Regions from separate parts of the Homo sapiens genome. Here regions 1 and 3 are each linked to region 2. The links are chromatin loops, found by intact Hi-C in ENCODE. Cell type or tissue: endothelial cell of umbilical vein. All regions are shown on one strand.

Evidence for each region. A loop is a pair of places that touch in the nucleus more often than their neighbours do. Peaks named below come from ENCODE experiments on the same cell type or tissue, not always from the same donor. Only the 100,000 strongest peaks of a DNase experiment are listed, where the experiment ranks them.
Region 1: a loop joins it to region 2, with 1.8 times the contacts of the local background. A loop is called at or near these places in 1 of 110 quality-filtered maps.
Region 3: a loop joins it to region 2, with 2.6 times the contacts of the local background. A loop is called at or near these places in 1 of 110 quality-filtered maps.

What each region holds. Positions count from the first base shown.
Region 1 is chr18:61,953,482-61,961,481 of GRCh38, reverse strand. It overlaps the pseudogene RPIAP1. Among named protein-coding and RNA genes, the nearest start is that of RNF152, 64 kb to the right of the region's middle. RefSeq lists an enhancer at 2,735-2,904 and a silencer at 5,694-5,803. In endothelial cell of umbilical vein, a CTCF peak has its summit at 3,487 (motif pointing left); DNase peaks (open chromatin) are centred at 1,291, 3,171 and 5,621; H3K27ac peaks cover 782 bases.
Region 2 is chr18:61,828,314-61,836,313 of GRCh38, reverse strand. The region is part of intron 1 of RNF152 (ring finger protein 152); the gene reads left to right. Among named protein-coding and RNA genes, the nearest start is that of RNF152, 61 kb to the left of the region's middle. In endothelial cell of umbilical vein, no CTCF peak of the experiment used is centred here; DNase peaks (open chromatin) are centred at 2,123, 2,703, 3,283 and 4,993; H3K4me3 peaks cover 302 bases; H3K27ac peaks cover 4,037 bases.
Region 3 is chr18:62,120,823-62,128,822 of GRCh38, reverse strand. All of the region lies in intron 14 of PIGN (phosphatidylinositol glycan anchor biosynthesis class N), which reads left to right. Among named protein-coding and RNA genes, the nearest start is that of PIGN, 62 kb to the left of the region's middle. In endothelial cell of umbilical vein, no CTCF peak of the experiment used is centred here; no DNase peak of the experiment used is centred here.

The DNA.
Region 1 (8,000 bases), 130 kb before region 2:
CAAGGTCAATCTAAGATAGTTCTTAGACAGATCACCTGTAATAACCTATTACCTGTGGCTCAAAAGTGAGGGGTCTGGAAATTTCCCTTCGTGATTTGGGCTACTAAGATCCAGAGGGTTGAGAGTTGAAGAGTTACCCTTATACTCCTTCTGTCCTTATTTTAATACTGCGTACTCCCCTGTACACCTAGACCCTTGTCATTGTATGAATGAATGAACAGATAATTGATTTTCAATAAGGAGATGGGAAAATTGCTGAAGACCTTTGATGCCAGGAGTGTGGAGAAGGGGAAGCACTGAAGAGAGGTTTGTCCCAGTATATGCTCCTCCCACTAATTTGGCAGGGATGTGGGTTACGCCAGAGACTGGAGGAATAAGTGGACCAAACCTCTCTTACTCAAATCCTCCCTTCCTTGGGCTTCACTGTCAAATTTCCAAACCAACCATCTTTTCCAGAAAGGGTCCATAGACTGGGCATGGTGGCTCACACCTGTTATCCCAACACTTTGGGAGGCCGAGGCAGGAGGATGTCTTGAGCCCAGGAGTTTGAGACCAGCCTGGGCAACATAGGAAGACCCCATCTCTACAAAAAAAATAAAAAAATTAGCTGAGTCTGGTGATGTGCACCTATAGTCCTGGCTACTCGGGAGGCTGAGATGGGAGGATCACTTGAGCCAGAGAAGTCAAGGCTGCAGTGAGCCATAATTGCACCACTTCACTCTGGCCTGGGTGGCAAAGTAAGACTCTGTCTCAAATAAATAAAAGAAAAAGGGTCCATAGGATTCACTGCTCCTTAGTCCTCATGGCTGTCCACGTGTGCATAACTTCCGGCAAGGTCAACTGAACCGAAACAGAAGTCATTTCCTTAGGGGTGAAACAAATAAGGCATGAAAAACTAAAGGGTAAACAACTGTATTTTTTTGAGGGATGGGACTCTAGCAAAGTATCAGAATTAAGGCAGGCCTTTGAGGTTTTCTTTCCTTAAAATGATGCTTGATTGATCTCCTCAGTCTATACTTTGTGAACACAGTGTCCAATGCAGGCAGCCTTGCTCGCTTCATAGAAAAAAACCACAGCTCTTCTAATTGTGGCTCTAGCCTATGGAGTGATGATTCTCCCTATGTATGTTCTATCTGGGCCAATCCCAGAGAAGTTTAAGACACTGTTGTTCCAGGGGAAGAGCAATAAAATAGCTAGCATGGATGATTTATACCTGGAACTCATTAAATTTGTTTCCTCTTCTACATCTAAGCTAGCCAAGTATTTTTTGCCGTGGTTTGCTGGCATTTTCCCATCCATCTGGACACATGCCAGAGATAACCCCTCTCATAAAGAACTTTGGAACTATGACTTGAAATAGTGCAGACTTGCATCATGTTTAGCTGTTTGGCAAAGTGGCTTGAAAAATGTGAGTACTTGACGATTTCAAACTGTTGGCAATAATAGGATCTTCTGTTTCCAGGAACACTCTCAGGCTTTTAGGTCTTGTTGTTCTGCTTAAATTATACCAGGTACTAGCCATATTTCTAAGAGTATTTCCTAACATGGGGTCTAAGGATTGTTTGTGTGTGTGTGTGTGTGTGTGTGTGTGTGTGTGTGTGTGTGTATGAGACAGAGGAAGATACAGAGACAGAAAGAGACAGAAAGATGGAGAAAAAGAGACAAAAAGAGACAGAGAGGCAGAGATAGAGTCCTCACTCTTGACTGCAGCTCCTGAAGGAGTTCTTAGAAGCAACTGACACTATTGTCGGAGCATCAGAAATTGGAGTGGGAGAATTAGGTGAAGGCTGAATGAAATGTCAGAGAAGGTTGTAAGGACAGAAAGCAGTCATTCACATTAAGAGGTGAAGGAATATTGTCATAGAATAAAGGGAAGGAAAGATAATTTAAAGAAAAGAATAGAGGTCTTAGACAATCTGCTTGATGATCAAGAATTTCTGACACCAAGAAATAGAAGAATGTACACTTCTCAGAAAAGAGACCATTGGATTAGCATAGAAGGAACCTCCCAAGTTCTTCTGAAGGATGTGGCCCCTGCCCAGCCAATTGGAAGAGAACAACCAAAAAGTTTCTTTGTAGTAGAGGATGCACTGTGATCTCAAGAAACAACTCGTAGCTTCTCTCTAACTTAGGGGAACACAAGGAATCCCTGAGAAACCTAGAAGAGCTGATTAAGCTGAGTCACAGCAGGATACAGTGGCTCATGCCTGTAATCCCAGCACTTTGGGAGGCCGAGGCAGGAGGATTACTTCAGTGGGAGTGTTTGAGAGCAGCCTGGGCAACATAGGGAGACCCCATCTCTATAAAAACAAAACAAAAACAAATATTGATTATAATCATGTATGTGCATGGTAGTGCATGCCTGTGATCCCAGCTACTCAGGAGGCTGAGGTGGGAGGATTGCTGGAGCCCAGGAGGTCAAGGCTGCTTTGAGCCAGGATTGTGCCAATGCACTCTAGCCTGAGCAACAGAGAGATATCTCGTTTCAAAAAGAAAAAGAGAAAAGGAAAAAGTTGAGTCACATTTATGACGGGCTGGAGGAATGAACAAAGAAAAGCTAAGAAAAGGGAAAAGATCCAGGGATGTCTGATGGAACCATTCACGTAAGCCAATGGGTGCCGCCAGTGCTCATAAAGACAATACCTGCCTCATCTTAGATGAAAAAATATGGCGCATGAAGACATAAGTGTTTGTATGGTTACATAACTAGTACATGAGCATCATTCTTGTCTTCCCATAGGGTTTGGAGGACTTCATAGTGGTAAGCTTGTCACAAACAGATGAGAGTTAGTGAGCACCTCATGCATAATCCATCCAGCATCACAGGCCTCGTCCCCTGCCTGCTTCCCTCCGCAGCCTCGAGAAAAGTGAACAGCTCTCTCTCTGCTGCTCACACCAATTGGTGCTCCTGGGGTAGCAGATGACTAGACGATGGAAATATTTTATAGATCCTGTGATTTCAAGAGTAGAGAAAGTAGATTTTTGAAGAGGAGAAATCACTTAGAGGAAGTGACCAGGGCTGGTCGGCTTTTTATGGTGGTTCCTTTGCCCCCAAAACCTCTGCCCCTGGTGTTGGTTTATGAAAAATCACAACAGCAGGGATTGTTTGGGATAAGACGTGTCTTCTAGGGGCAGGATGTCGTGGGCTATTAGTCATTCATCATCAGCGTGGATCGGCTGGTGCAGACTGTTTCCTCTATGAGAGCTGATAGTGGTTGTACTGAGGCAACGGATGTTTGATTTGAAAGCAACTGAGGAGCAATTGGGTGATTGTGGAGCATGGAGCATTTTGAAGGGATGAGAAGGGGTGGGATGCTTCAGTGGGAGCTAGAGAGCAGCTCCCAACCGTGGAGACTAAGAATTGAGGGAGCAGGCCAAAAAGAACAGCCCGAGAAACTTCTTCAGGCCCTAATGTAATGGGACGACAGAAATCACAGAGCAGACACCAGAGTGAGTCATCAGGAGGCAGTGCCCTGGGCCCTTCAGCAACCTCTACAGGCGGCTGCTGGTGCTGCTCTGGGGTGGGCTGGGGGTGCATCCTCCAGCGGAGGTGGGAACAGCTGGAACCTCCAGGGCTCCCACGTGCAGCTCTCAGGGCATACACAGTCCAGGACCTGCTGCAATGCTGGCAGCACAAGCACCAGCTATGGGAACTCCAACAGCGTCTGCCTGGCCCCCTCCATGATGTCCAAGGCCAAGGAGGCTAAGAACTGGCGGGACACGGGGTGGTGGAGAACCACATGAGGAATAACCAAGTGCTGGGAACTGGAAGTGATTCTACAAGTGTCCATGCTGTGCAGCGAGTAGCTGAAAGGTGAAGCAGGAGATTCTGACCTGGTCTGCGTTCCCACTTCCCTCCAGGCCTGTCAGCTTCTTTCCCGTCATCAGGAAAGATTCAAAGAACCCTGGGGATCAGTGGCACAAGGGAATCCCAGTGGCCTTCGTCCCAGTGAGCTGAGCTATGAGCCAGAAGTTTACAGGTGTGGTTGAATTCCAAATGGCTGTCAACAAGGCAGGTCCAGTGGTGACAGATAATGGGAATTTTATCTTGGACTGGAAGTTTGACCAGGTACATAAATGGGGTGAAGTGAACAGAGCTGCCAGAATGGTCCCACGTGTGGTGGACACAGGCCTGTTCATCCACATGGCTGAGAGAGCCTACTTCAGGATGCAGGATGGCTCAGTGAACAGGAGGGAACAGCCTTTCTGTTGACCTTGCAAGCAGCAGAGTGTCTTCACCCTCGAACCACAGGTCACAGCCAAGGGGGATGTTTCTTTCCAGGGGCCTTTGCCTTCATGTGTCTGTGCCAGGGTGGACAACTGGCAGAAGGGAGAAGGCAGGGCAGTTAAATCCAGTCTTCTGAAGTATTGTTATTAAGTATCTTTTTTTTTTTGAGATAGGGTCTTGCTCTGTCACCCAGGCTGGAGTGCAGTGGCGTGATCTTGGCTCACTGCAGCCTCCGTTTCCTGGGTTCAAGCAATTCTCGTGCCTCAGCCTTCCAAATAGCTGGGATTACAGGTGCCCACCACCATTCCCAGCTAATTTTTGTATTTTTCGTAGAGACAGGGTTTTGCCATGTTGACCAGGCTGGTCTCGAGCTCCTGACCCGAAGTGATCTGCCCGCCTTGGCTTTCCGTAGTGCTGGGATTACAGGTGTGAGCCACTGTGCCCAGCCTGTTATTAAATATCTTTTAAAAGAGAGAAATATAAATATGTATTTTTACTATTAAAGTATTCAGGGTTTTTTAATAAAGATAAAAAAAGAGAAATCATAGTGAGGTCTGAGGATGGGTTTCCTGAGTTGTGCGCTTGGAATAGTAGTGGGAGTTAGGGTAAAAGAGTTCACTTTAGGAAATCAGAATTTAGTGTTTCTTTGCTGCAGGACTCCTCTGAGACTTTAATATGCTAATGAGCATCATGCATATCCAAAAAAGACTGCAATATAAAGTGTGTAACAAGTTTATTTTAGCAAACATTTGAAGGGCATCTCAGGGGATTAGTGGTCAACAGGATACATTTTCGACGAATAAATTCTTGTTTATTTGAAACGTCGACATCTAAAATCTTGGGCAGTATTTTCACCTCCGAACTTCAGGTGAAAAGGTGGTGTTAGTTGGGCCATCTGTTTTCTTTCTAATTCTGGAATCTATACCCATAAGAAATGCAAGCAGGTACCATCTGAATGAAGATTGATGGGGCAATGGAAGGAGGTAGGAAAGGCAGCAAAGGCAAAAGTCAGCATTATGAAATCCTCCCAATGCCAAGTGACTCTGAAAAACAGGAGGGGAATGCATTTCCTCCTGCACTCCTCATTCCACAGCTGTGGGACCCACAGCTCAGAGCACCCCATGCTGCAGTTACTAACTTTTCCTCTCCACTGACAATTCACAGACCTGCCCAGCATGTCTCTGTTAAGTCCTACAAGTTTTATCTCCTAAATGGCTCTTGTATTAGCCTGTTCTCACATTGCTATAAAGAAATACCTGAGACTGGTTAATTTATACAGAAAAGAGGTTTAATTGGCTCATGATTCTGCAGGCTGTACAGGAAGCATGATGCTGGCAACTGCTTGGCCTCTGAGGAGGCCTCAGGAAATTTACAGTCATGGCAGAAGGCAAAAGGGGAAGTGAGACGTTTCATATGGCCAGAGCAGGAGGAAAAATATGGGGGAGATACTACCTACTTTTAAGCAACCATATCTCATGAGAACTCACTCACTATCATGAGACTAGCACTAGGTAGATGGAGCTAAACCATCAGAAACCACACCCATGGTACATTCACCTCCCACCGGGCCCCACTTCCAACACTGAGGGTTACAACTGAGCATGAGATTTGGGTGGGGACATAGATCCAAACCGTATCAGCTCTCAAATAGAACTAGTATGTGATCTAGCAACACCACTGCTGGGTATATATCCAAACAAAAAGACATCCATATATTTAAGAAATATCTGCACCTCCCATGTCTGCTGCAGCACTATTCACAATAGCCAAGATATGGAATCAGCTTAAGTGTCCATCAGTGGATGAATGGATAAAGAAAGTGTGGTACATATACATAATGGAATACTATTCAGCCTTAAGAAGAATGAAATCCTGTCATTTGCAACAACATGGATGAAACTGGAGGACATTATATTAAGTGAAATAAGCGAGGCACAGAAAGACAAATACTGCATCTTCTCACTCATATGTGAGAGCTAAAAAAAGCTGAACTCATGGAGATAGAGAGCAGAATGCTGGTTACCAGAGGCTGGAAAGGGCAGTCTGGAGGAGGGGATAGCGAGAGGATGGTTAGTAGGTACAAAAATACAGTTAGATAGAAGGAATAAATCTAGTGTTTAGTTGCACAATAGGGCAACTGGAGTTAACAATAATTTATTATGTATTTTAAAGTAACTGAAAAAGTGGAATTGGAATGTTACTAACACAAAGAAGTGATAAATGCTTGAGGTGGTAGATACCCCACTTACCCACATTTGATCATTATACCTTGTATGCTTGTAGCAAAATATCACATGCACCCCATGAATATGTACAACTACTATGTATCCACAGTAATTAAAAATTTTTAAATATTTAGAAATAGCTCTTAAATCTGTCCCTTCCCTCCAACTCTAACAGTTCCCTAATCTCACACCTGATCTCCCAGCATAGGGCACCATGGGGCTCTCCCATGTCTGCTCCAGCCCCATCTAGCTCATCCTCCGTGCTGCAGTCCCAGCTTCAAACACAAATCAAATCAGGTCAGCACGCCCACCCACCTGCCTCTAGCTGAAAGTCCTCTCATTTTTTCTCGCAGCATGGAGAATCCTTTACTGAGGCTCGGAAGGCCCTGTGTGGCTGCCCCTCACACACCTCTCCTGCCTTTTCTCATCCACACTGTCCCTTGCTCCCTGAAACCCAGCCACATGGGCCCCCTTCCAGCAGATTCCCTGGTGCCATCTGCCACAGGACCTTGGCACATGTGGCCCTCTCTGCTTTTGCCACCCTCCCGCTTTCAGCTCAATCACATTTTCTTAGGGCATGCTTTTCTGGTCTCTCTGGCTGGTTCAGATCCTCCTGTAAGCCCTCATGGTACCATGCACCCCTCCTGTTGACTTCCTGCAGCTGCACTTTGTGTTGATGTCTGCGACTGTATGATTAGTGTCTGCCTTTTGCACTGGGAAGGCCAGTCATATGTTCCATGAGGACAGGCAGTCTTTGTCCATTGCTGCAACTCAACTGCTTAGCATGGTGCCTCATAAATAAGAGAACATCAATCTGATAATACTATTTTATTTCATGGCTTGAGTAATTGGTTGGACCTAAATCCCTTGACAGCAGAGGTTTCTGCCTGAGGTCCATGGAGTATGTATATACCCTTCTACAAAATGTATACAAATATTTGTGCAGTTATGTTTTTCTGAGGGAAAGTGTGCACAGAGGGCTCTATGAACTGCTCCTCTTCCTGCCAAAAAGTTAACCATGGTGGTCCTATAATTATTTGGATTTTCAAAAGAATTACCTCTTACCGAAATGGATCTTAAATAACCAACATGTGTCAGGCACAGGAGCCGTTAAGGCCAAGTTCTGACTGATTGGACGGTAAAAGTGCAATGAGACACTCTCAGTGTATTGCTTACCTAGAGAGAAAGGAAAGACCCACCAAAGTGCCAGTTCCCCACGGTCCTTTTCCCACATGTGACAGAGCAGGACACCAAGGCAGGAGGAACCATGACAGCAGCTTGAGTTGGGAGGAACCCTGTTGCCAAGAGCCCAGTCTTAGACGGCAGCTAAGCAGGTTCATCATCTGCAGTTTTTTTTTCTCAAGAGGGCAAGGAAGGAAACCTCATTCTTCTTCACAACCTGGGATATGATGGGAATTAACCTTCTAACAGCCTCCCAGAAGAGACAGGCAGGGAAGGGGAGAGGGCCTTCCAGGGAGGGCCGTAAGTAGCTCTGCAGGCTCAGAGGAGCTGCGACTCAAGTCTCCTCTGCCTGCAGGACTTATGTG
Region 2 (8,000 bases):
TCAATATTCAAATGTTTCCAAATTTGGCCACTCCACTGTGAGCTGGCTCCTGGGGCCTTTTGACATGTCCCCATGTCCCCACGTGATGGCACAAAAGGACATTCCAGGCTCACTTTGTATTTTCCCTGCCCCAGACCTGGAATCAACCATTTCTCCAAAGATGTCAGCTTCTTTTTAGTGAGAAATGCTACTTAGATACCAAGATCTAGGAACTAAGTGTGCTCATTGTTACTAGACTGTCACTGTTTCTAGGCCTTTCAGTTGACAAGGCTTAGAAATTTATGTATTATTTTAAATCATGGGTGTAATCTGATGGTTCCAATTTAAATTCAGTACAACTATGTTCCTTCTCACCTTCTCCCATTCTAAAATTTTTGTCTCTCCTTCCACAGTGAGAAAGCCTTGGCCTTGTTTTCTGACAATATCAATCTGGTTGCTTATTTGTTTTAGCATATGGTCTATACAAACTAGTTTCAGAATTACTACTATACTAGTATCAATACCAATACCAACAACTAACCAAATAGGTAAAGTTCAAGACTGCTTTACAGTTATTATTATTAAAGGATGTACCCCACTAAAGGCGTATGGAGTGCTTGTATTCAAAAGGGATTTGAATGTGGTTCTGTTGTTGAATTGAATCCAGTTTACTTGTTTCTGTTTGTATTTAATTTTAGGGTTTGATTTTGTTTATCCTTTTTAATTTATTATTTTTGATATGTAATATATTTACATGGATCAAAAGTCAAAAATTCAAAAAAGTCATATTGAGGAGGTCTCCCATGCCTTTCCTCTCTGTTCCCACCTGCCTCCTTATTCATGAACCTTTCCCTTAATTGATTTGTCCTTTCTGGGTTTATTTTTGTAAAAATAAACAAATATATATTCTCACTCTTTCACCTTGAAATAAGGTGAACTCTTTCACGTAACAATATAACCTGGCTCCTATTCCAAAGCCATTCATAAACTTCTTTCTCATTCTTGTTTTACAAACACATACCACTCCATCAGGTGGAGAGACGTAGTCTAGTCAGATTCCTATGGATAGGAATTTAGATTTTTTTCCTATTGCAAATAATGGTGAAATGAATTACCTTGTAAATATGCTATTTTGTACTGTGGAGCTGTATTTTCAGAATGAATACTTGCAAATACTTTTGCTGGGTCAAAAGTTAAATCATATGTAGCTTTATTAGATAATGCCACATTTCCTTGCTACCATTTTCTTCTCCCATTTAGCAGTGTTTGAGAGTGCCTATTTTGGGGCAAATTGTTAGAGCCCTTTTTAGTTGGAGTGAGAAATTATCAGTGACTCTCAACCCTCAATTGACATTGGAATCACCCAGGGAACGTTGCCTTTTTGCAGATCTTTGCAGTGGGACCCTACCCCCAGACGCTGATTTATCAGGTTTTCAGTGGACATTATGAAGCATGGATTCAGATTATTTTGTAGAAGTACTAGTTTAACATCTAAGTTTAGTTACCTACCTAGTAACTCTTTCTTTTAAGTAACTTACCATTCTGCGAGGAGATATCATAAAAGCATACTGATAATGTATGAATCTTACTATACTCATGATTTCTGAATTGCCTGCAAATACTGGTAGCCAGATATGCTTAATTTTTTTTAAAAATGGCCTAATTTCAGTTAGTTTTCACCCCTTCTACAAGCATTTATTGAGCACTTACTGAGTGCCAGTCATTGCCTAGGTACTGCAGAAAGAATACAAGACAGACCAGATCCCTGTCCTTGGGGTCTTCTTTGTAGCCGAGGCAGATGAAGGTAAATAAAGGTCAATAGAGTCCATCAGTTGGCTAGATGCTGGGTGTGTGTGTAGGTGCCTTCCCTCTAAGGAACTCACTTTTCAGTGTGGGAGACTAAAAGGACACAAAATATGATCATTCTAGAAAGGTTCCTAGGAGAACATAGAAGTGGTGTCTAAGCCAGCTGGAGGGGAACGGGAAAGCTTCTTGGAGGAGGTGATAGACATTTGGGCTGAAAGCAGTGTGCCTCATCTGTAAGCCATTCTTTCTCTTAGCTTGGGATGCTGTCCTTCTCTTTTTTGGTTCCAGACCAAAAGGACAGCATCCCAAGAGATGAGATAAGAGAAAGAACGGCTTAGAGATGAGAAAGGCATGTTGCTTTTAGAGATGTGCAAGTGACTCAGAGTGGCTGGAGTGTGGGATTCAAGCCAGGACGTAACAAAAATAAGATTGGACAACTACCCAGGGGTCACATCTTTTGCTCCAGTGTCTGGTACATAGTAGGTGCTTAATAAAGCATTGGATGGTTGATTGAGTGAATGACGACTTGCTGATTTGTGGAAAAGAGCAGTTTTGCATTAGCTTTTGCTAACCACACATAATTAAAGGAGTTGGTATTCTTAGCGCATCTGATATTTTATCTTGTGGATGAAACTTTTTTTTTTAAAGCTCAAATGGCAACCAGGTTATGAAAGTAGCTATAATTGAGAGAGGTCACCTTAGGTGATGTATCACCCCATTCTAGATCTATGGACAGAAAGAAAAATCTCTTCAAATTGTTGTCAGAATGCTTTTGTCTCTTTATCTGCTTATTATAATCCAGCTTCAGGGATGGATGACATTTTTAAAATGCATAGTCCCTTTGGCCCTGAGAGCTCTTGTAATGTTTCCCATCAGCTAAAGAAAAACAAACAGACGAGACTAACAGACGGCCCTCGTGTTCAGTTATGTTAGCCCTAGAATCACTTCCTCAGGAAATCATGTTTGTGTGTGTCTGTGGTTCTGTGGTTTCATTGATATTCCATTAGAGGGAAACGCAGAGGAGTTTCGACAATTAAAACCATCATTTGAAGGACAGGAGTTCTTGGTAGAAGCTGGAATTGGATTTGCAGCTGTAGCAGTGGGGCATTGTGAATCACCTGAAATTTGGATTCTTTGAGGCTTTGCTACCTCCACCTTCTTTCTAATGTAGGTTAAATTTGACCTTGTTTTATTTTAAGTTACTCAATAACTTGAGAGTATTAGTTAGAGAATTATTTTCTGAAATAGACTGGCTGTCTCAATAAACCAATTTAATCTGATTCTTGCGACCTACATCAGCTAATGGTTTGTGAGAAATCTATCTTCATTTAAATCTGTATTTGTTGTTTTACTCCTAGTATTGCTACATCTTCAGGAAAGGTGTCAGAATATGCATAAAGCAAGGAAATAGTAATTTCCTGTTGGTAGAAGTCAGTGAATTTTAGTAGATACAGCTGAGGAATGGAAGAAAGCACGCTGCCATCCCTTAACTGGCACAGTGACTGAATTAATGTATGCCTTACTGTTTCTTCTGCTTTGACAAACATCTTGAATTAAGCAGATACAGATTTTCCATGTTATAGGTACTTATAAAATGGGAACAGACTAACTAACAAGAGCTATAGCAATATCCCTGTGTGGAGTGAAGGTCATGATATGCCAACTGGCAAGATGTATTGTCATCTAATTACTATTTGGTGATTGAAACCATGTTCTTTGTATCTGGCAAGACCTAATAATATGGTGGGCTCTAAACACAGGGTGGCTTTTAAAATCCTGTCGATTTTATTTGCTGGCCCAGAAGACTCTTGTAATGATTTTCTGCTTACAAAATGCATGCCTGTTAAATCGGGCTGTTTTTTTAGTTCACAGGTAGAATTTGGGTAATTAAAAAATATTAACTTATTGATGTTAGATACTTTTCATGACTATCCTGAGAAAGATAAGTTATTGAGAATTTTTTTCACAAAGGAAATGAAAACTGAAACTCAAGCAGTTATTTGTGGATTAAACAGGCTTAATTCTACAGGGTATGCGTAGCTATTTGGGAAATATTTTTGTCTTACTGAATTAGGATAGCAGTTTTTACCAAATGAAACTTAATTACTGTAACTAAAATGACTAGCTTAGGACAAATAAATATTTTATATTGTAAAAATAGACATTTTTACTTTTAAAGTAGTTTTAGTTAAGTAGTACATATATACATGTGCGCTTAAAACAAAAACAAAAATCCATATACTGTGAATAACAGCAGTACAGACTTTCCTACTTGTGCACATCTGAAATGCTTTAGAATGAATTCACCCCAATCAAAAATATATCCTTTTGCACTGGTAGAAATTACTATTAAGTGTTGATTATTATCGATTAATATGTTTAGTGGCTCTCAACAGTTTACAAATGTGACTTGAATGTTTGACTTCCCCTAAAACTGAATACATTTGATGTTATGAAGGACAATTGCAACGACTCCAACAAAACCAGTTCAAGGCTTAGGAACTGTGTCTCTTAGTTTCAAGAAAATGAATTGGATTTTATTTGGTATATGTGTGAGTATGATTACAGATCAAGACACACACCCCTATACACACCCACACCCCCCCACACACATAATACTATATTTATAATATTATTTACATTTTAAATAGGTTACATAATTTTTTAAAATGTTCTGGAAGTAAATTGTTTCTTATTGATGACAGGACTTTAAGTTTTTACCATTTGACAGGACACTTTTTAAAATAGAAGTAATTAACATGTAAAATTTTTAATTAAATGAATTATTGCTTTCTATCTGACATAGAAATTGTATTTACAGTGGTTTTTGTTTGTTTGTTTGTTTGTTCTGCTTTGAGGGTAGCTAGTGACAGTAGGAAGTGAGCATTGTGTTCTAAATTGCTTATTTTTTTTATCTTACATCTTAAATACTTTGTGCGTAGTCTTGGATATAAAAGTATGAATAATCCATAACCTCACATTTCAGTTCCTGGCTCCTTAGAAAGTTGAATATTCTTATTATGGAGATAATAAGGGAGACAGTAAGAGCAGGAAGCATTTTCATCCTGGCGTTATTGAATAAATTAGTGCCCAGTGTGTGCCATCTACTGTGCTGGGCAAGCTTTCATTAGTTTGTAAAATGTGTCCACTTAGAGAGCAGGAAGGAGCTCAAGCTAAATAAGCAGCAAAGGGAAAGATGATGAATCCGAGCATTTCCCCGAGCTGATTCTGTAATCACAGCCCAGGGTTTAGAGTGGGAGGGATTTACAAGACGAGAAGTGGCTGTGGACTAGCGACAGTGGTGATCTGAGGACCTAAGGACCAGCTCCAGCCTGGTGCACAGAACCGCTTCTAAGTACTTAGCTGCAGCTTTTCACAGATGAGAAGAATTTGAGTGCTGTTAAGGTTTAATCTCTATAAACATAAATATTTGTGATTCATAGTCTCTTCCACATCCTTTGTTTCTTTCTAGAAGGCCTGTTAATGGAAATACCTATTTCTTTATTGTCTAATAATAGACTTGGTGAAATATAACTTCATATAAATAAAATTACAGGGTAAAGCTAGTTTCCCAATAGTTGTCTAAATTACACATACAAGTCAGGACTTTGCTAGGTACAAAATCTCAAGATTCAGAGAGTATTGGCTATCTCTAACCTTCAGATGCCACTCTCTTCACTGACCTTTGTCACAGCTGTACCCCTCAAAAATGCTTCCTCCATCCAGCTGCCTCACTGAGAAATCAGGGATCTTTTCTATACTCCTTCACTCTCAGCTCTTTGTACTTCCAGCCAATCTCCATGCCTTCTTCCTCCTCCTTCATCCCTACCTTCATTCCAGCCTTGCCCCTCTTTCCTTTAGTTCAGCCTCTGCCAATTCATATCTCACTCTGCTGCCAGAGTGGCTTAAAAAGAAAAAATAATACACAATTGAATATTACTCAGCCATAAGAAGGAATTCTGATACGTGTTACAATGTGGGTGGACCTTGAAGACATGCTTAGTGAAATAAGCCAGACAAATATTAGGACAATGGTTGAAGGACAAATAGTGTACAATCCCACTCTTATGAGGTACCTGGAACAGGCAAATTCATAGTGCCAGAAAGGTGACCGGTTAGCAGGGGCTGGGGGCAGGAGAAATGGGGAGCGGTTGTTGAATGAGTATGGAGTTCTGTTTGGGATGATAAAAAAGCTCTGGAAAGGGCTGGGCACTGTGGCTCATGCCTGTAATCCCAGCACTTTGGGAGGACGAGGTGGGTGGATCACTTGAGGTGAGGAGTTCAAGACCAGCCTGGCCAAATACCAAGACACCCCCATCTCTACTAAATATACAAAAAATTAGCCAGACTACAGTGGTGTGTGCCTGTAGTCCCAGCTACCCGGGAGTCTGAGGCAGGAGAATCCCTGGAACCCGTGAAGTGAAGGTTGCAGTGAGCCAAGATCGCACCACTGCACTCCAGCCTGGGCGACAGAGTGAGACTCTGTCTCAAAAAAAAAAAAAAGAAGCTCTCTGGAAATAGATGGGGACGATGGCTACACATGATGGTGACTTAAAGCCACTGAATTGTACACTTTCAAATGGCTAAAATAGTAAGAATATTAATAGCAATAATAACGCCATTATAATGGTTACACTTGCCCCCCTGAAGTCTTCACAAGCCCCACAGCCTACAAGACAAAACCCAGATTACAGAATAGGAGGGGACTGGTCTTTCTCTTCCATTCTTCATATTCTCACTTCTTCTCACAACATAAGAACTTCCGCTTCCAGCTACTCCTGGAGGCTTGGCCTTTCTCAGCACCCCTTGCTTTGGATTGGAAGAGGAGGGGAAAGGTTTGGACCGCATCCTGCTCCTTCTCCCCTCACCTCCTGGTCCTCCCCTCTTCACTCCCCTTCAACCGCCCTAGGATGTCTCTCTCTCTCTCTCTCCTTATCTCTCTCTCTCTCTCCTTCCCCCAATCTCTCTCTCTCCCTCTCCCAGTATCTCTCTCTCTCTCTCTCCCTCCCCTGATATATATATATCTCTCTCTCCCCTCTCTCCTCTCTCCCTGGGCCTTGTTTTGCTCTCTGCTTCTGCTGCCCCTTAGTGACCTGGCCCATCCCAGCTGCAGGGACAGCCGCTCTGGTCCTTGGGACCACCCCCTGCTTTAGAGCGCTGGGGCTGGCAGAGTGGACCTTAACCCCCATCTGTCTCTGGGTCTGTGCCTCCTCTGGCCGGGCTGATTAGTCATCCTGAGAACTGTCACACTGCACACCACTGGGCAGGCCAGTCGTCCAGGCTGTGCCCTGCGTCTCCTTCCTGCCTCCCCTTACAGTGATATTCGCTAGGAGAAGAGCTAAACCACCTGCCGTGTGCTGCCCTACATGCTCAACATGTATGAATGCATGTTAATCTTAACAACTCTATTGCAGGGGTATTTGACTTACTGGAGGTCCCAGGCTCTGGTCCCTACCCGTAACCACCCTGGGCACTGCCTCCCCTCGTCTTGGTCTCTGTGCCTTTGTGTCTGCTGAGTCCTCACCCTTGACATTGAAATGGTACTTTTTCTTGAAAAATCCTTCCTGGATGCCCCAGACAGACATAGGTGCTCCTTCTTCCAGTTCAACCTGATACTCCCGCGTGAAGTATCAATCACATGACTGTAGTTTCTTCACATCAAGCATGGCTGCCTGTATTCCCCACCGGCCTTAGCAGGAGAGGGCCCTATCTTTTTCTCTTCAGATTCCCCAAACCTAGAGTAGTGCCTTATACTCAATATGCATTTGAATGTGCCTACATTAATAGTAGTATTTGTTACTCTATGGCTTTCTCTGGGAAATACGAATAAGAAGTTGGATGAAAAACTTTGTTTCTAAAAACACACTAAAGTACACTGAGAATATTATCACATTTTTTTCTAAACCAATACCTATGGATTGGGTTTTAAATACATAAATTTGCCAGTGCAATGGTGTACACCTGTAGTCCCAGCTACTCTGGAGGCTGGGATGGAAGGACCACTTGAGGCCATGAGTTGGTGGCTGCAGTGAGCTATGATTGTGTCACTGCACTTCAGCCTGGGCAACATGGCAAGATCCCGTCTCTACAAAAAAATGTTTTTTGGAAAAGTAGCTGGGCATGGTGGTGTGCATCTGTAGTCCCAGCTACTCGGGGGGCTAAGGCAGGAAGATTGCTTGAGGCAAGGAGTTCAAGGATGCAATGAGCTATGATCA
Region 3 (8,000 bases), 290 kb before region 2:
GAAAATGTATTTTAGCTAAGGGACAGTAGATGCAAATGTAATAATAAAATATTATAGCCCTCTAGAAATAATGGGCTTATAGAATTTAATGAATATTTTAAACATTTTATTAAAATATTTTAATGACTCAAAACCCACTTTTGTAATGTGAAAACAAAGGATAATTTTTTCCTCATATCAACCTAAATGAACTCTTCTACCTTTTTTTCTTTTCTTTTTTTTCTTGATCTCTGTGGCTGCATGTGAGTATCCAGCTGTGCCCTGAGCTAACACTGTTACCTATGCAGTGATTCTGGAGTTGGGTAGCTTTTCCCCCTGATCTCTTATGGACCCCATCTGTTCTAAAGTTCCTTGTTTAAATGTAAAATACCTTCCGTGGCCTAGTGGTTTTAATTATGTTACTAGCTCTGTGGTCTGATCATTTAGGAGTTTCTTTGGCATTCCTCCTGGCTGGCTTCCAGCCATTTCTTTGTTTATACTTTTTACCACAAGCAAATCTCATCATCTCCAAAGATGATATCTCTGAAAGTCCTCAGTTTGTCACACCAGTCACAAGTATCTGAAAAGAGGGGAAGAAAATAATCAAATCCTTTTCCCCAAGTTTGAAATTCAGGAATTTTATATATTTTTTTGGTAATGTCATGAATAGTATAGTGATTTTTAAATGTATAGTTGTTTTATATATGATATTTTTAAATTCAGGAATAATTCTTGTGGGAATTATAAGATGTTTTTGACATTATAAAAGTGGGAATAAAAAATATTTTAGAAGATAAATATCCTAAACCAAGAGTTAGAAAATTTCATAAGGATTTTTCATAAGTTTGTTGGTATGTTTTCCATGTGTAGTTTCCCATGCATTTTCTTGTTGGGAAAATAGCACCATGTATTTTTAATTGCCATTTCCATCATCAGTCCTATCTTCTCCTTCCGCTATTATGTATGTTTATTATGGCCTGGATAATTGGAGTAAGAAAAATGCCACAGGATATAGGTCCCAGCTACTCAGGAGGCTGATATGGGAGGATCACTTGAGCCAAGGAGATCAAGGCTCCAGCGAACCTCAGTCACACCACTGCGTTCCAGTCTGGGTGAAGAAGCAATACCTTGTCTCAAAAAACAAAACAAAAAAAAAACACACAAAAAAACCAGACTGTTGCAGTTGTTCAAGCAAATGATAAGGTCTTGCACCATTGCTTTCCTCATGACTACCCGCTCACAGTTATTATGTACTTAGTGTATGCAAGGCACTGTTTTAAATAATTTATCAGTGTTCGCTCATTTAATTCTTAAAACAGCCTGATATGGCGGGTACTGTTATTACAGATACTTCGGCTGCAGTGGTTTGACTTAGGATTTTTCGACTTTATGATGGTGTGAAAGCTATACGCATTCAATAGAAACCATACTTCAGCAACAGTATTCAATAAATTACATGAGATATTCAGCACTTTAGTATAAAACAAGCTTTGTGTTAGATAATTTTGTCAAACTGTAGCCTGATGTAAATATTCTGAGTACATTTAAGATAGGCTAGGTTAAGCTATGATGTTTGGTTGGTTAGATGTAAATGGAAATTGACTTAAGATATTTTCAACTTATGGTGGGTTTATTGGGATGTAGCATTATCTTAAGTTGAGGAGCACCTGTATCTCATTTTCACATGAGGAAACTGAATCAGAATGATACTTCCCCCAAGTAACAGAATTAGTAAACATTGAAGCTAGGATGGAACCCAGGCAGTCTGGCACAGAATCTATCACTAACCAGGGTAAGATTTATCCTTCCCAGTGTCCTCCTTGAGAAATACTGCTTTAAGATTGACAAGATAGGAATGGAAGGAAGTTAGGGGTTTAAGGTACAATGGAAGTTGAATCATTAAGGTACAATGGAAGTTGAATCATTCAACAATTAAGTTGAACGGATGTTGGACATATATTATGATTTACTAAACTGCTGCTCATAGGATGAGGGTCAAGTTCAGTTGTGGATCTGCTGAGTTTGAGCTGTCTGTAGAACAGCATCATGGTGTGACTGTATAGACAATCGGAAATCTGAATCTAAAGCTCAGGAGCAGGAATCAAGCTCTAAATATAGATTTTGGAAATTATCCATACCCTAGTATTAATTGATGCTGTGAGGCTGGGTGAAATCCCTCAGTTAAGGATACTAGAGGCTGGAATATTGGGCAAGGACAGAGGGAAAGCGTAGGAAGTGCTAATATTGTTTTTCCCTATTTTTACATTTTGTAAAATAGATTTTCAATACATGATGAAACTGGGATGCAGAGACTTTAAAAAGTTCACATGAAGCTTTTAAGCACATATAAGCATTTCATTACAGTGATTTTTATGTTCCTTGATCATAGTTTACACTAGTTCTTTTGCTCCAGCCTAATAAATCACTCAGCACCTGTAATATAAAATGATATTTTCTGTGGTAAAATTTTAGAAAAATGACATAAACTTGTCAGTTTGCAAACACTATAGTGTTTACCATGAATTCATGACATCAATATTTAGTTTATCTGGCAGAATGTAGAAAAATGTATTAATCACTAGAAAGTATGATAATTATTATTTAAATGTTATATATGTTGAAAGAATCTTAGGACAAACAGGTGAAGTCTTATGGTATTTTGTGATATATATAATAATATTTTTGAAACTGCTTTTGTTTGTTAATAAAAATAGAAATTGCATGGAGAAATTGCTTGGCCAAAAATAGATACAATGACTGATCCAGATACTCTTGTTTTCAGATTTTTTTCTCATGCTGTTTTAATTGTAAACTGTTATACAATTGGGTTACTAAAACCCTTGATGGGTTCTAGTAATCACCAACTAGTAAGTCATAAAACTTTTGTAACTTACTGTATTTCAGAATTGTTATTCAGATTTTCCAAATTATTCTTTGTGAGTTATGTATGATGTCATGAAAACACTGATTTTTGTGTTTTTCATTCGTATTTTAAAATATTTAGTTATTCTAGTTTTATAACTTTAACATCCCATTTTAAAGCAAGACTTAAAAAAGTTTTTTCGTAATAGAATATACACCAAACACAACCTTAGTATTTATCAAAGAAAAACAAATTCAAGTTAGACATACTTTTTTCCATTTTTGAAATTAGCAAAAAAGATTTTTATATGATTATGTTGCTAAATGGACACAAAATGCTGTTGTAGTATACACGTATATAATCACTCTTTTGGAGAGTAAATTCCACACTGTAAAGAACCTTAAAGTATTTAAAATCTTTAACCAAGCAGTTCCATCGTGTGATACAGAACTTCAGGAAGTGAATGTGAAAAAGTCTTTGCCCCAAGGTATTCATCCTAGGATTGCTTATAATCAAAAAAATGGAAAGCCACATAATTGAACAATAATAACATGTCTACTAGAAAGACTATGCAACCATTAAATGTTCTGTTTTCAGATTCTAATATGTCTTAGAATAATGTTTATAATATAATCATCAACAAAATGCAACTTACAAAGTTACACATTTGGTATGATTACAACTACATTAAAAATTCGTGTGTGTGTGTGTGTTTATACACATATATACAAACGTGTATATTTATATACACATATGTACAAACGTGTATATTTATATACACATATGTACAAACGTGTATATTTATATACACATATGTACAAACATGTATATACACATATGTACAAACGTGTATATTTATATACACATATGTACAAACGTGTATATATACATGTATGTACAAACATGTATATTTATATACATGTATGTACAAATTGTATATTTATATATAAAGGGAATTTAATGAAAAATGCTAACATTAGTAAGATATGTGCTCTGGCAGTGATTTTTATTTTTTACTCATGCTTTTTTTGTATTTAACTATTAAAAATAATTACATGTTTTTTGACGAGAAAAATATTTTTAAAAGAGAAGTATTTCTATAGTTTATAGTTTTCTGAAATAGGTTTACATAAAGGCACATAATGAGACATAAAGTTTTTTAGCAAAGAAAAATAGGCAAAATGTAAAATAAATTTTGCCTGTTTTCCCATGCACACACATTGAAAGGAAACACAACAAAAATTTCAAAGCATGTTGGAGAAGGCCCTAAGGCATATGATGTCTGGTATTTGAAGAAGTGCAGGAAAGAGCAAAAGAGAGGAATGGGCAGGGGCCATATCTCTCCTCATAGGCAGGTTTAGCATTTTTACTTTGTCCTCAAAGTAGTGGATTTTAAGGCATGGTTAGATTTGCATTTTACGCATATCATTCACAGGTACCTGTGAGTTGTGGGAAGCAGGTTTTCCTCCACTTTAGAGATAATAAACCTGAAACTCCCAAGTCCTTAGTTACCTTGCTAGTGAGATTTACAGCTAAAACTTGAATCTAGACAGTCTCTCTCCTAATCTGGTATCTTTTTTTGCCATTCCTTCTGCCTCAAATGATATGTAATTTAGTACCTTTATGTTTTTAAAGGGAATACCATCAGATCTTTTGGTAAATTAGTAAATTTAGTGAAATTTGGTAAGTATTCTTTTAAGCAGATTTAGATCACATGTATAGTTCAGTAATATAGTAAATAATGGTATTTCTGTGGAATGCTTGGTCTACTAATGTTGCTGTGGTTTATTTAATCATTTTTCTCAAAATCTGATCTTAATGGCAGCTCATTATATAGACATAGTCAGTTTTTATTGTTAAGAAGTTATTCCATTTCTGAATAAGGAGTTGTCAGGGAGGTAAGCCAACAAGTTTAGTGTCATAACACCTTTGTGAAAATTTGAGTGTTTCAGTCTCTCTATATGATGCTTCATGCATTAGGGCTCATAATTAGTTCATAAAAGTAGAATTTTGAGAAACCTTTTCTATACAGTTTTGTCTCACTTTTTTTTTTTCATTTTTATAGTCACAGAAGATATAATGAGTTATAATATGTGATAAAATTAGTGGATCTTCTTCTTCTCTGGCCTTCCAAGTTTCCTATTGTCTGCATTCCAGTATCCTTTCCTATTCTTCATTATGCTAACTAGTTTTCCTAACATAGGAACCAAACATTCAGTTAATATTTTAGATGCCCCTTACTATTCAAACTCTCCCTTAATATCTAAAATTCAAAAACTGAATAGATGTGGATAATACCATATTTTCTTGTTAAACTAACTTGGTATCAGACTCTTATTATCTTAATTCAAAAGGTGAAATGAATTGGATATTCATTGTACAACTGCTTTCTAATATCTTTCAGTTTCCTCACTCTTATTTTCATCCTGATTTTAGGAAGAAAAATCATCCTGATTTGGTCTATGGAATAAATGGTAATATTCTTTGAAAGTTCTTATCAGCAAATTAATATCATGATAGCTTTTTTTCAGCCATTTAGTTCTTAATGTGCCTTCTTTTTCACTCAAGACATGGTTTGTTTTTTCTCATCAGTAGACAGTATGTTTTTATTATCCTCATTTTCCATCATCTTGTAGGCATTTAAGTGCAGATTTGATCACTTATGTAACTTTTCAGCAATTATTAAGGCTTTAAGAATTTTTTTCTATTATAGTCTTTCATTTTTTTAAATTTCATTTTTAGAAAGAGGGTCTTACGCTGTTGCCCAGGCTGCAGTATAGTGGCCCAGTCATGGCTCACTGGAGCCTTGACTTCCTGGGCTCAAGCTGTCCTCCTGCCTCAGCCTTCTGAGTAGCTAGGACAACAGGTGAGCAACACCATGCTTGGCTAATGTTGCCAAGGCTAGTCTCGAGCTCCTGGCCTCAAGCAATCCTCCTGTCTTGGCCTCCCAAAGTACTAAGTGCCTGAGTCACTGCACCCAGCCTCTATTATGGTCATTTTTGTTAATCAAAAATTTACATTCCATTGCTGGCTTATTCTTTATAAGGGCATGAGAGTTAATTAACGCTGCAAATATCCCAGAGACTTTATAGATGAATAATTTATCATTATTATACTATATTATATCTAAAACTTGTATTATTTTGGAAAAAGAGGAAAGATAGGTCTAGAGGGAACTGGAAGGAATCTAAACTCTTTGGTGTCAATGTTTAAACTGCTTTCTTGAAAAGAAAACATATTCTCTGAACAAAGATTCTTGTACCAAGTAAATCAATTTACTTTTCACAAGTAAGAGTAACTAATCAGGGTCTTTTTTATTAGCATCTGAGAACATATTTTCATTCCAGAAGTCTTCTCTTCACCATATTAAATTATGTAGTTCCTTCATCCTTTCCTTAGGGAAAGTTAATTTTCAACCCTGTATTTGATCTTGCTGCTATTCTGAATCCACTCCAGATGTCCTTGTCGCTGTTTGTGCTATCAACCTAGAAGCAAGGAAGTGCTAGGCATTTGCATTCATTAAGAGGGAACTGATAAAAATTTGCTATTGGATTCTGAATATTATAAAAAAAATATTAATTGAAATAAAAATAATATAAGGAAGTTAAGTAGAAATTTAGCTTATATGAGTAATCTAGGAATTTTAGTTTGAAAATTTTCTTTGTAAAATTGATACATTACATACATATTTTAGGGGTACATGATACATTCATATAATCAAATCAGGGAAATTTGGATGTCCATTACCTTAAATAGTTATCTTTTCTGTACACCAGGATCTTTTTAATTATTCTGTTCCAGCTATTTTGAAATGTATAATATATTAATGTTAACCATAGTCATCCTACTGCTCTATTGAACACCAGCTCTTATTTCTTCTATCAAACTGTGTTATTTATACCCATTAATCCACCTCTCTTCATTGCCTTCTCCCCTCTACTTTTCTAACCTCTGGTAACCACCAGTCTACTCTCTACTCCCTGTGTACTGTTGGTGGGAATGTAAATTAGTACAACCACCATGGAAGACAGTTTGGAGGTTCCTCAAAAAACTAAATATAGAACTACCATATGATCCAACAATTCCACTACTAGGTATATATATCTAAAAGAAAGGAAATCAATATATTGAAGAGATAATCTGCACTCCCGTGTTTATTGCAGTACTACTTACAGTAGCTAAAATATGGAATCAATCTAAGTGCCCATCAGTAGATTAAGGGATAAAGAAAATATGGTATATATACATGATGCAATGTTATTCATTCATAAAAAAGGAATGAAATCCTGTCACTGGCAGCAACATGAGTGGAACTGGAGATCATTATGTTAAGTGAAATAAGAGCGACACGGAAAGACAAATTTTACATGTTCTCACTCATATGTGGGAGCTAAAAAAAATAGATAGGAAATGTTCTTACCATCCATTCAGATAAATAGAATTCCCTGCAAAAGGTTGTGCCCTTAAGAAGTAGAAACTTTTCTGCATCATGGAATAATTTATGTGTTAATTCATGTATAACAATAAAATATTCAATATTTATTGAATAATATTCAATAGATTATCAGCTTTTAGTGATAAAAATGTGTAAAGTGCTTGGATTTATTGCCTGAATAAGGTTTAGAATGGGAATTTTTTTACCTCTGTGGTTTGATGGGTGAATTCTGAGGTCTGGGCACAGGAATTGTGGTGCCAACTCTTTATGTGACTTACTAGAACAACTTTTCCTAAGACTAAAATGACACTGCTGGCTGCTATTGTAGCCTTTTCTTCTTCAGAAATATCCCTGGCTTTCTATTGTGCCTTACATCATCTCTCAGCATTACCTTAGTCTTTGCATTCTAGTGTGTCATTGGCAAATGCCCTTGCCAATGCCCTCACCCTATCTTAAGACTTTTGCCTTAAAGTCAATGCCTGGACTTATATTAGTATAATGACAGCAGCATTGTTTATATTTGTGTGTTATGTCTTTTCTCATATCCTTTCACTTTTAACATTTTGATGTTCTTATATTTAAGGTATGTCTTCTGTAAGTAGCACATAATTGACTTTGTTGTTTGTTTTTTTATCCAGTATTCTACTTTTTTTCTTTTAGTTGGTGTTTTCGGACCATTTATACTTACTATAATAACTGATATATTTAGGTTTGTTTTCAATT